Linked DNA regions of Homo sapiens: region 2 is linked to region 1. A link is an interaction called in ENCODE POLR2A ChIA-PET data of the cell type or tissue named here. Cell type or tissue: MCF 10A. All regions are shown on one strand. Links, peaks and the distances in the headings refer to the core of each region. The heading gives the core; the rest is flanking DNA. Region 1 overlaps PAX5 (paired box 5). Region 2 overlaps PAX5 (paired box 5).

Evidence for each region. Peaks named below come from ENCODE experiments on the same cell type or tissue, not always from the same donor. Only the 100,000 strongest peaks of a DNase experiment are listed, where the experiment ranks them.
Region 2: POLR2A ChIA-PET joins it to region 1 with 8 read pairs; 5 of 35 experiments call an interaction of 5 or more read pairs at or near these places.

The regions. Positions count from the first base shown.
Region 1 is chr9:36,901,187-36,906,559 of GRCh38, reverse strand. All of the region lies in intron 7 of PAX5 (paired box 5), which reads left to right. Among named protein-coding and RNA genes, the nearest start is that of MIR4476, 10 kb to the right of the region's middle. In MCF 10A, for the core only: no CTCF peak of the experiment used is centred there; a DNase peak (open chromatin) is centred at 2,659.
Region 2 is chr9:36,968,208-36,973,580 of GRCh38, reverse strand. All of the region lies in intron 5 of PAX5 (paired box 5), which reads left to right. Among named protein-coding and RNA genes, the nearest start is that of PAX5, 63 kb to the left of the region's middle. In MCF 10A, for the core only: no CTCF peak of the experiment used is centred there; no DNase peak of the experiment used is centred there.

The DNA.
Region 1 (5,373 bases), core at 200-5,199:
TTGTAAAGTTCTGGAGGTCAGAAGTCCTAAAATCAAAGAGTGGTGGGCTGTGTTCCTTCTGGAAGCCCTGGGGTAAAATTCGTTTCCTTGCCTTTTCCAGCTTCTAGAGGACACACAAATTCCTTGGCTCATGGCCCCTTCCTCCATCTTCAAAGCCAGCAGAGTAGCATCTTCTCTCCTCCTTGGCCTCTGCTTCTGCTGCCACATCTTCTGTCTGTGACTCTGACCCCCTTGCCCCTGTTTCTAAAATCTCTTGTGGTTACATTGGGCTCACCTGGGTGATCCACACGCTCTCCACATCGCAAATACCTCAATTTAATCACATCTGCAAAGTCCCTTTTGCCATGTAAGGTCACATAGTCACAGGTTCTGGGAATTAGGATGTAGACATCCTGGGGTGGGGGGTGGATTATTCTTCTGTCTACCACATCTCCAGGGCCAAATATAAAAGCCTCCTTGAGCACCGTGTGTCCTGTAGTTCCCCTGGATGACCCATCATCTGTGAGGGCACTGGGCACCTCTTTTGCTCCGTTTCTGCCTGTTCTTTCTCCACTCTCTCTGTGAGCACTGGCTGGTTCTCACTCTGTCTCCTCCATCTGCCCCAGTGTTGAGATAATTTGTGCCCTCCCTAGAGTCAAGAGACTTTGGAATATAGGTGCTGGATAAACCCTAGGGATCACCAGGTGCAATTCCATCATTGAACAGATGGGGAGGCTGAGACTGAGAACTCAAGTTCTCCCAAAGTCAGACACCTCTGGAGCCCATATCCCTTGACTCCTATTCTAGTGCTCTTTCCTCCATGTGGAACTCAGCCTTTGTCCTTGCAGAGTGGGTCTTTTTTTTCCCTCTCCTATCCTCCTTTCTCAGCCTGGTTGATCCACTGCCCTCTATCTGCCTATCTATGAAGCTGCCCAGTGGAACCTTTATCCAGGCCCGTCTTTTTGCCATCTTTCAACTCAGCCATGCGGAGTCCCTGACTCCAAGCCTTTGGTCTTGCTGGTTCCTGTACTTCGGGTGCTTCTGTCATTTGCCCAGAGGTGGCGGCAGTCTGCTGTGAAAGGGAGAGAGGGGCCTGATTTGGAGTCAGGCTCACAGGTCTTCATCCCAGCTCTGCCATAACTCCTGGTAACTTTGAGAATTCCCTTCCCCTCTCTGAACCTCAGTTTTGCCGTCTGCCCAGTGGGAATTATAAATCCTGGCTCATTCTTCCCTTACGGGACTATGGTGAAGTGCACATGAAAGAAAGTGTGTGACAATGGCCCAGAAGCTGTAAGGGGCTGGGCCCTTTCTTGTGAGCTCATGGAGAGCCGGCCACCTTGACTGTGCCAGGGGTCCGGCCTCCCCGGCAGGAAAGTGAAGATGAGCTGGTCCAGGACTTTGCCTGTGAAAGGATCTCACAACACTGCTGAGGGATTTAAGAACCAGCAGGCCTGACAGTCCCTGCCCATGTGCCTTCAGTGCATGTCTCCTTGGAGCACTCCCCAAGTGCTGCCTCCTCTAGGAAGCCCTCCTCAATTACCCTACAGTCAGAAGTCATATTGCCCTTGATCAGCCCACCATTATGCCTGTTAGCCCATTGTGCCTTGATTTATAATTCTTTGTGTCCAGCCTAACTTTCTTCTTAGTCTACAAGATTCTGAATTGTCTCTGCCTTCTCCAGCACAGCCTAGTATGGGACTTGGAATATAGTATGTACTCAGGAAGTGTTTATTGAATGAATGAATGGATGAATTAATAAACCAACGAGCTGTCTGCTATGATTGGTCGTTACTAATCACGCAGCACTCCACCCTTCTAGGTCATTGTCAAGGTTATTGACATGATTCACACACTCACATACATATCTTTGATTAGCATAAAGTCACATTTGAATTCAAGATATTATCATAATTATTATTTCTTCCCAAATGCATTAGCTTCTACTAGTCTGCTGCCTTTTTTTTTTCTTGGCCAAGTTCACAGCTCAGGAAAAAAATCTCTCTCTAATTTATCTCTATTAGCTTTTATTTTCATTATCTGTGAGGCCATAGAACTTCTACTCCCACCCTGAGATCATCTATAAATGTTTAGTAAGGTTGTTTCTGGCATGAATGCTTAGGGGCACCTGCTGCCTGTCTGGATGAACCCATCCAGAGAAGTGTTTGCCTTTTCAGACCCATTAGTTCCTTTCGTATGCCTCTGTGAACCCAGGTTCAAGATGGGGTCACATGCCCATGTTAAGGATAGTGTGGCCCAGCAGCCTATTTAGGGGGCTGGTGTGTAGGATAGGGGACTAGGGAGCTCTTCCCCCAGAGTTGGTTTCAATCCTGAACAGCTAGAGAGGCAGGCCCAAGCTAGGGTCCCATGAGCCAAGAGTCACCAGCAGGAGTGATAGCTGATGCTCCCATCCACTCCCTCTGCACCATGCATTGTTCTAAGCCCTTGACTTATTAATAGCTTGTCTAATCTGCATAACAACCCTTTGTGGGAGTCACTCTTCTCATCCTCATTTCACTGGTGCAGTAACTGAGGCACAGAGAAGCATAGAAACTTGCTCAAGGTCACACAGCTTGTAAGTGGTGTAGCCAGGTTTTAAATGCCGGCAGTCAGACTCCACAGACCACACACTTGACCTCTAAGCCACACTATTCTCATAAAGCCTGGTGAGTCATGGCAGCCTGGAAGTGTGCCAGAGGAAGTCTGAGTTGGACAGACCCCTATCTGAAGAACAGAGCTGATAGGTGGATTTCAGGCCACGTGTAGGGGCCGGGACTGATGGGGCTTCTTGGGTGATATCTGATTGAAGGGTAGTGGGTTGACTCACCCCTGAAAAGCTGGCATCCCCTTAGGTCAGCCTCCTGCTCAGACAGACCTCATGCAGCCTGACCAGGCCTTAGCAGGTCCTGGGTGAAGGTTTGGTGAGTGGATGGGCAGACACAGCAGGTATGATTGCTCCTTCTTTCTTGGGAAACATGCTGTGTATTCTTTCATGTTCCTGCCTGGGCCAGGCCACCTGGACATGCCCCAGCAGCCTCAGGGCTCTCAGCCCCTGCTGTGCAGCCTCCCAGCCCTCAGGCTGTGTGTTGTCCATTGTGGGGAGCCCTGTGCTTCAAGAAACTCCCCACCTAGACCAAAGCTTTCTTCTGTTCTTTTGCTTTCAAGCAAAAAATAAAAGCATAAGAAAGATAATTGTCATTACTTAAAAACAAATATTTTAGAGATGGGGTCTCACTCTGTTGCCCAGGTTGGTCTCAAATTCCTGGGCTCAAGTGATGCTCCCACCTCAGCCTCCTGAGTAGCCGGGACCACATATGTGAGCCACCCTTCCCAGCCAACTGCTTTTCTTAAACAGACTTTCTTCCTCCTTCCTTGGTCTGGGAGAGAGAAGGCCAAGTGCCAGGGTAAGGATCATGCCACTTAGGTCTGGTTCTCTTCAGGAACAAGTCGTGAAGTCCCCAGTTCTTCACACCTGCACCCCATGGAGTTCCTGCTTTCTTATCCTCCATTGCCCGGCCTGCCTGAGAGGAGGAAGGATGCCAAGTGCTGGTGGTGAGGGGTGGGGAACCTCGGCCCAGGTCCCGGGGCAGGCCAGCAGGTGTGATCCAGGTGACTGGATTTGGGGGAAGGGGAGGGGTGAAGCCAGAGGCTGCACTTAGGGCTCTGGGCAGCTACTCTTTTCTAGCTGGATTGGCAGCCTTATGGGGTCTTTCACAACCACTAATATCAGCCCCGAATGTTATAGTTGCTCAAAAGGTGTTGCCCAAAAGAAAACCATGGTTGGCACAAATAGCCGTCTGTGCCAGTGTGGGTGGGGGTAGATTTCAAACAGATACCTGTGGCTTCATTATTTTAAAATCCGTCTTGTGCTAATGAGGCTGATGGAATAAAAGGCCCTGGTGAAACCCAGCCTAAGGCCATGGAGCCAGGGTGTGGCTTCCCATGCCCCCAACACTCCCCACTCGGATCCTGCAGCCTATTTTGGCCCCTCTCCACCTGGGCTTCAGGGCCTCTCTAAGGGCTGGGCCCATCAGTGGCCTAGTTTCTCTGTGGCCTGAGCACACTTCCAGCAGGGACAGGCTCTGCCCACGGCACCCTCCCGGATGAATCCCTTCTTTGACCTTTGTAATTATTCCTGTTCAATCTTCCTTCGTGTTTTCTTCCTCCTCCCTTTTTGAGGTGCTCAACTCCTGCACTCTCTCCAGTGTATTAAGGATGTGAGTGAAATTGATGACTGGGATGTCTCAGGTCTTTATGATGATGAATGACTTTCACTGCCAAAGCTTTTATTGTCTGTGATTTGGGAAGAAGGGGGAACTGATATATCAAGGCTGCCTGTCAGACCATTTAATACAGTTATAAATCCTGACGTCACTAACTGGTGGTCAGGAGCTGGAGAATTCCACCGCCACCGCTTTGCCGAGCCTTTATGGATTTTCTTCTTTCTCTCACCTTTCTTTGCTTGACTATCACAATTGTGTTTTGGGAGGGGGGATAGGGACAGCTAGATAGTGAATTTAAAAATCACAGGGACACCCTGGTCTAGGGAGGGGATGGGAGCCCTCCCTCACCCTTACTCTAAAAGAAGCAGCAGATAGAAGGCCTTTCATTCTAATGTGAGCAAGGAAATTGTTTGGTGAGACAAGCCCTGAAAGTATGCTAATGCCTTCTTTGCATGTGCACCACTCTCTACAGTTTACTAAGTGATTTTACATCTGTTATTTTTCAGATCCTCCTACCATCTTGGGAGGGCAGCAGGGAAAGACTTGACCCTCGTTTTACAGAAGAGGAAGCTGAGGCTCAGCAAGGCGATGTTCCTTGGCCAGGGTTATGCCACCTGGGCTGGTGACAGGAGCTCCCTGGGGTGAAGCAACAGAGCATCACCATTAGGTGTTTAGGGCGTGGGGTCGGACAGCGCTGGGCTCCAATCCCAGACCCCCCTACCTTTTAGCGGCTGACCCTGGGAAGGACACTTACATTTTCTGATACGCCATTTCCTCACCTGGAAGTGAGGCTAACACTCTCCTCATTGGGTTGTTCTGAGGGTTGTTCTAGGGTTAAATGAAATCATGCACGTGGGTTTCTAAGCTAGGCTCTTGGCTCATCAAAAGTGCTCAGTAAATGTTTTTAAAAGGTGAAATGATAAGGAGAGGCATGTGACAGATGTCACAGGTGCACAACGGGGGCCACTTCCCGAGGCTGGGTGGGAGGGCTTCCTGAGGGAGGTGACACTTGAGCACACGGAAATGAGCAGGAATTAACCAGGCTGGGGAAACAGGTGAGGGAAGAGCATTCCAGGCAGAAGGAACAGCATGATAAAGGATGAGTGAAGAAAGCAGCTGGAGATGAGGGAGGGCCCAGGTCCCTGAGGCTGCCAAAGACCTGGGGGCAGACCTT
Region 2 (5,373 bases), core at 119-5,118, 67 kb before region 1:
ATAATCCTTTAAAGTTACAAATTAGCATGGTCTGAATTTGGTGGGTGTCTACTTTATAGGTTGTTTTGAGAATTAGCCATTGCAGCCACCTGAAGATGCCAATTCCAAGCTCATTGGACTCACTTGACCCAAACTGGAAAAATGCCCCAAGTCACATCATTTCATCTTGCCAGTCACCCCAGCTCTGTACTCCTGTGGCAGATGACCATCAGGACCTGCTCTGTCCCCCATCTTCACAAGGGAGGCAAGTCTAGGCATGCAGGCAGTGCCAGAGGCCTGTGGTTACAAGCAGCAAACTGGGCCGATCTAGAGACAGCCCTGGACCCTGGGGTAAGGTGGGGGTGTTGTAGTGCATAAAACAGGAATGGGATCTGGGAGTTATTTTCACAGTTTTTCCTTTCCTTTCCTTTCCTTTCCTTTCCTTTCCTTTCCTTTCCTTTCCTTTTCTTTCCTTTCCTTTCCTTTCCTTTCCTTTCCTTTCCTTTCCTTTCCTTTCCGTTCCGTTCCGTTCCTTTCCTTTCCTTTTCTTTCTTTCTTTCTTCTTTTTTTTTTTGAGACTGAATCTCGCTCTGTCAGCCAGGCTGGAGTACAATGGCACAATCTCGGCTCACTGCAACCTCCGTCTCCTGGGTTCAAGAGATTCTCGTGCCTCAGCCTCCTGAGTAGCTGGGATTACAGGCTCCCGCCACCACGCCTGGCTAATTTTTCTATTTTTAGTAGAGACGGGGTTTCACCATGTTGGCCAGGCTGGTCTCGAACTCCTGACCTCAAGTGATTTGCCTGCCTCGGCCTCCCAAAGTGCTGGGATTATAGGCATAAGCCACCGTGCCCAGCCTATTTTCATAGTTTCAAACAGCTTAAGAGTAAATATATCCCTGTGAAGAAAAAGGATTTATTCCTGTCTCTGACTTTCCCCCAGCACTCCCACCACCCCCAACCAACAGGCCTCTCATCACAGGAGTGCTCATTCAAGAGGATGGGATCCCCTTGGTTGGCTCAGGCAGTCTCTTAGCGGTGGGATGGATCATAGCCAGGGAGTCCCCTATAAAGACTGCACAACAACCAAAATGGGAAAATAAGTCAATGCTCATTTAATACTACTTAGCACACAAAAATCTAGGTGGATTTTGGTGGAGAAAGGGGTTAGAAATGACCAACTCAGCTACCTTAGCTTACTACTGGGGTCTCTGAGGCTCAGAGAGGGAGAGGAACTTGCCTGGGCCCACACAGCAAGTAACAGCAGAGCTGGGGCTAGAACCCGGGACTGCTGGCTCCCAACCCTTTTCCCACTGGGCCCTGCCACGGCCCTGCCATGCTAAGGAGCAGCTGTGAGGATGAAGGAAGCTGTATAAGGGCTCTGGCTTTGGCCTGGGTTCTGCAGAGAAACTGGACTCTGAGAAAGGCTGGAGGCTGACCTGGCGGCTCTAGCCTCTTTTCCTGGGGCTCTTCAGCCTCCAGATGGGGTTACATCCCAAAAGCCATGATGCTAGGAGGGATTTCAGAGATTCCTGTTTGTTTTTATATTTTCCTCCTAGTGAGCATCTGCAGACATAAAGCGCATGATGATTTTTAAAGAAACAAACCAGAACCCTCCAAGAAAAATGCAAAACCCCTGAATCTGCTGTGCTCTGAAGAAAATGCAATGGGTTTATGATCTTTTAAGACACACAAGAGACAGCTTTCTCTTGACAGATGGGAATCTGAGGCTATTTTGCTTCTTCCCTTTTTGCGTGACCAGACCCGATTGTGTAAAGCTTTTAGCTTCAAAGCTGGGTTGTGAATAACATTGGTTTAACCTGAAATTTAAAGCCAGCATTTCTTTGCTCCCCGAGACGGGGCTTCCTGCCCCTTGCTCCCCTGAAGCTAGCTTCCAGAATGTTAATTCTACGAGCCATGGTTGACTAAGCCCAGCACTGGGTCTATTACATATTATTTGACTTGGAGTAGAAAAAAAAGATTTAAAGATACCATGCCCCCTGTACACCTTTGTACTTTTGCCCGTGTCTGTCCATATATTTAAGCATACCATTCACTTTGTGAGTTCAGACTTTTCTCCCTGGAATAAAATGGGTCTGAGCATTTCTGTAGCCTGCCTCCAAGACCACATTCTCCAATTAAGTCAGACAGCATCTTCATGGTGCAGATGAGAAATGCTACGGAAGCTTACACTGGAGGCCTGGAGGTTCAGACCTGCCCTTGTGCAAGGGCTGAGTTTTGGGATTAATTTTTATAGCTGTCTCTGAGCATATAATCTGTTTGTTGGTTCATTCTCACTGAGTACCCACTGTGTGCGACACCAGAGGCAGGACAGAGGGTCCCCTCTTAAGACCATGCGCCTTTTCAGTCAGAGTACTTATCTTGGTTGATACTTGTACCTTTACTAGTCCGATTATTTTTCAGTTACTGTTTGCCACCTCCTCTGGACATAACTCCATGAGGACAATGGCTGGCTCAGCTTTTGCCCATCACTGTGTCCCTGGCATTAGCACTCACTAAGCTTGGTGGAGGGAAGAATGATGAATGTGTGAGGTCAAATGGAGGGATCCTGACATTTTCAGACAGACATGCAGAGTGATGGTGCTTGTCACACTTGTCACAGGTAGTACCAATTCATTCATTTATTCCACAGATATTCGCTTTGGAGGAGAGAGAGATGAATTACCTCCCACCTTTACCCCGAAGGTAGCTCATAGCACAGTGTGGGAGTGAAGGGCCCAGGGGATGTGGTTCCTAAAATAAGGGAGAAAGTGGTCAGAGCCCTAAGAATGGGAGCTGGAGGACCAGCTGGGGCATGAAGGAAGGCATCCTGGAGGAGGAGACATGTGTGCTTCTGGCTGTGTCTGGAGAACAATGCCCGTGTCCATGGGAGATGGTTTCCATTCCATATGGGCACAGTGAATCACCTGCGGCTGAACAGGTGACTCAGCAGATCCACCTTCAAACACCCACAAATGCAAGCTCCTACCTCCCCTGGCCCCTAGTTTCTACCAAAAGAGGAGGCTTGGGAGCAGAGTTTAGAAAGCATGGCCTGACCTGAAGGAACGAGCGATTCGGGCCCTGGGACTGAGAAATGTGGAGGGCACATGTTTCCCCAGCCCTTCCCGTAGCTCCTCAAGACTCCTGCAGCAAGGCTCAGATCCTCTCTCTGGCCCCTGGGGCTGTCTGGCTCAATCCCTCCCAGCCTCTCCAGATTCTCCTGGGGCCTCTTCCCTCTCTCCCTCTGTTCCTTTCACCCCCTTCTCTCAGGGCCTTTGTACGAGCATCTCCTCAGTCTGGCACCCTCTCTGCCCCATCCCCTCTCCCTGGTCACTCCTCACGGTTCCATGCAGTTCCTCTTGGAGACTTCCCTGATTCCTCCCACAGGAGGCCACTCCCCTCTCCATTACACATGGTCACATGGATATATTTTTATGCTCTCTTTTCACCCTAGCATCAGTCACCGTTGTTTGTAATCCTATGTTTATTCCTGTGATCACTTGACTAAAGTGGGCTGCCCTCTCTAGACTGGAGAGAGAGAGGCTTGTCTTGGTCATCACTGTATCCCCTGTTTTTGTTTATTTTTAAAATATATTTACTTAAAAAATATTACCTGATACAGAGTAAATATTTTATCAATATTTGTTAAACCAATGAATAACTAATTATGTGTTTTGGAGTGTCCAAATCCTTCTTAAGGAAATGACAGACACTATTGCCATTATTTCCCTAGTAAAGAAAGCAAGCGAGGTGCTGGTGGGGTGAGAGTGGTGAGGGGAATCGCGGGACAGGGTGAATGCCCGGAGAGGCAGGCTCTGCCCAGCTCGCAGCCCTTCGAGGGCAGTCCACCCACCTCGGCCTCCCAGGTGCCAGAATTACAGGCATGAGCCACGGCGCCTGGCAGCCTAGATATCCTTACAGGCTCAGCTGGCAGAGGCTATGGCTGACTCTCAAAGAACCAGAGCAGGACGCAGCCAGTCTGCTTCTGGGGAGACTGCAGAGAGGGGCGCGTGTCCAGCGAGGCTGCCTGTGCTGAGTCTGTGTGGTGTCCTCAGGGGGAGGGTCTCCTAACACCCCCTGTGTGTACACTTGAGGGCCTGTGTGCCCTGAGCCTTTACTCTGTGCTGGGCTCTACTGGGTGACCAGACAGTGACCTTGCCCCCAGGGGCCCTCAGTGGAGCCACCCTCTCTGAACTTTGGGCTCTGAGCTGTGGAAAGAGCCTGGCCCATGAGTCCCGGGGGAGAGGGATCAAGCCTGAGGACTCCTCTGGGAGGATGGCCTGGCTGGCTGAAGAGACGCCCCCTAGAGGGGCAGAGTTGAGGGGATCTGATGGAGCAGCCTGGGTGGGCCGGAGGAGCTGGGCACTGCCCTGCTGGGGACAGAGCCAGGCCTCAGCGGGAGTTGTTAGGAGATGGCTGACAGGAAGGAGGTTTCACTGAGTTTTGGGCCCGGCTGGCAGGGTCAGGGCTGGGAAGTATAACTGAAGCTGGTGGAGGGAGAAGCTCTTGAAAGTGGATGGGCCCCTTCTGACAAGGAGGAACTTGGTGGTGTCCTGGGGACCAAGGCCCACGTCATGCTTTAGCAAGAGTGACTGGGACCAGGATGACTGGGCAGAGCCACAGCTGAGTAGGAAAAACTGAGCCATCTTTCCTGGTGTGCGTGTGCGTGTGCATGTGTGTGTGCATGTGTGTGTGTGCATAGAACCTTTGAGAAAAGGATCATTTGGTGGGTGCTGACCAATGGAAGAACACTGCTGGGCAGATAGACTGGGCCGTGAGCTCCCATACCTGCTAGTCTAGGTGACCTTGTGGGAATGGTCCCCATGGGGATGGGCCATGATGGGAGAAGGGTCTCTGAGGATGATGTCCTGTGGGCAGGAGCAGGCACCTGTCTTGTGGAAGGCCAAGGTCATGGGCTGCCAGAGGAGGGGCCTAGGCTTCAGGCTGGGGAACGTTGGTCAGAGAGACCAACTTCTGCCTTGGCCCACATGTGGGGGTATCTGGTCACTCAGGCTGTGGCCCAGCCTACAGTATCCTCTTGGGTCAAAATTGGTGGGGAATCCATTTTCTCAGAGGGCTCATGAGCTGCCTCCGAAGGCCCTTCCTATAGAGGATGCTGGGTCCTCTGAGCCTGTTGACTTCTACGAGGGATCCGAAAGGCCAAAACTCAAAGCTGCTATCTTTGTTCAAATGTCAGCCCTGCATTGCAGTTGTCCCCAGATAAGTACAGTTGAGGAAGCATTGACTTCTGACTGAGTCTTGGTGACACCACATCTCACTGCTTCATGGTCTTTAGTCTGGCCTCATTCCTCACATGGGTGGGAGCTTGACGTGACGGATGAAGTCTAGTCTAGGGCAGCAGTGCACTGGTGGGGGCAGGGGTCAGACAAGGCCTTG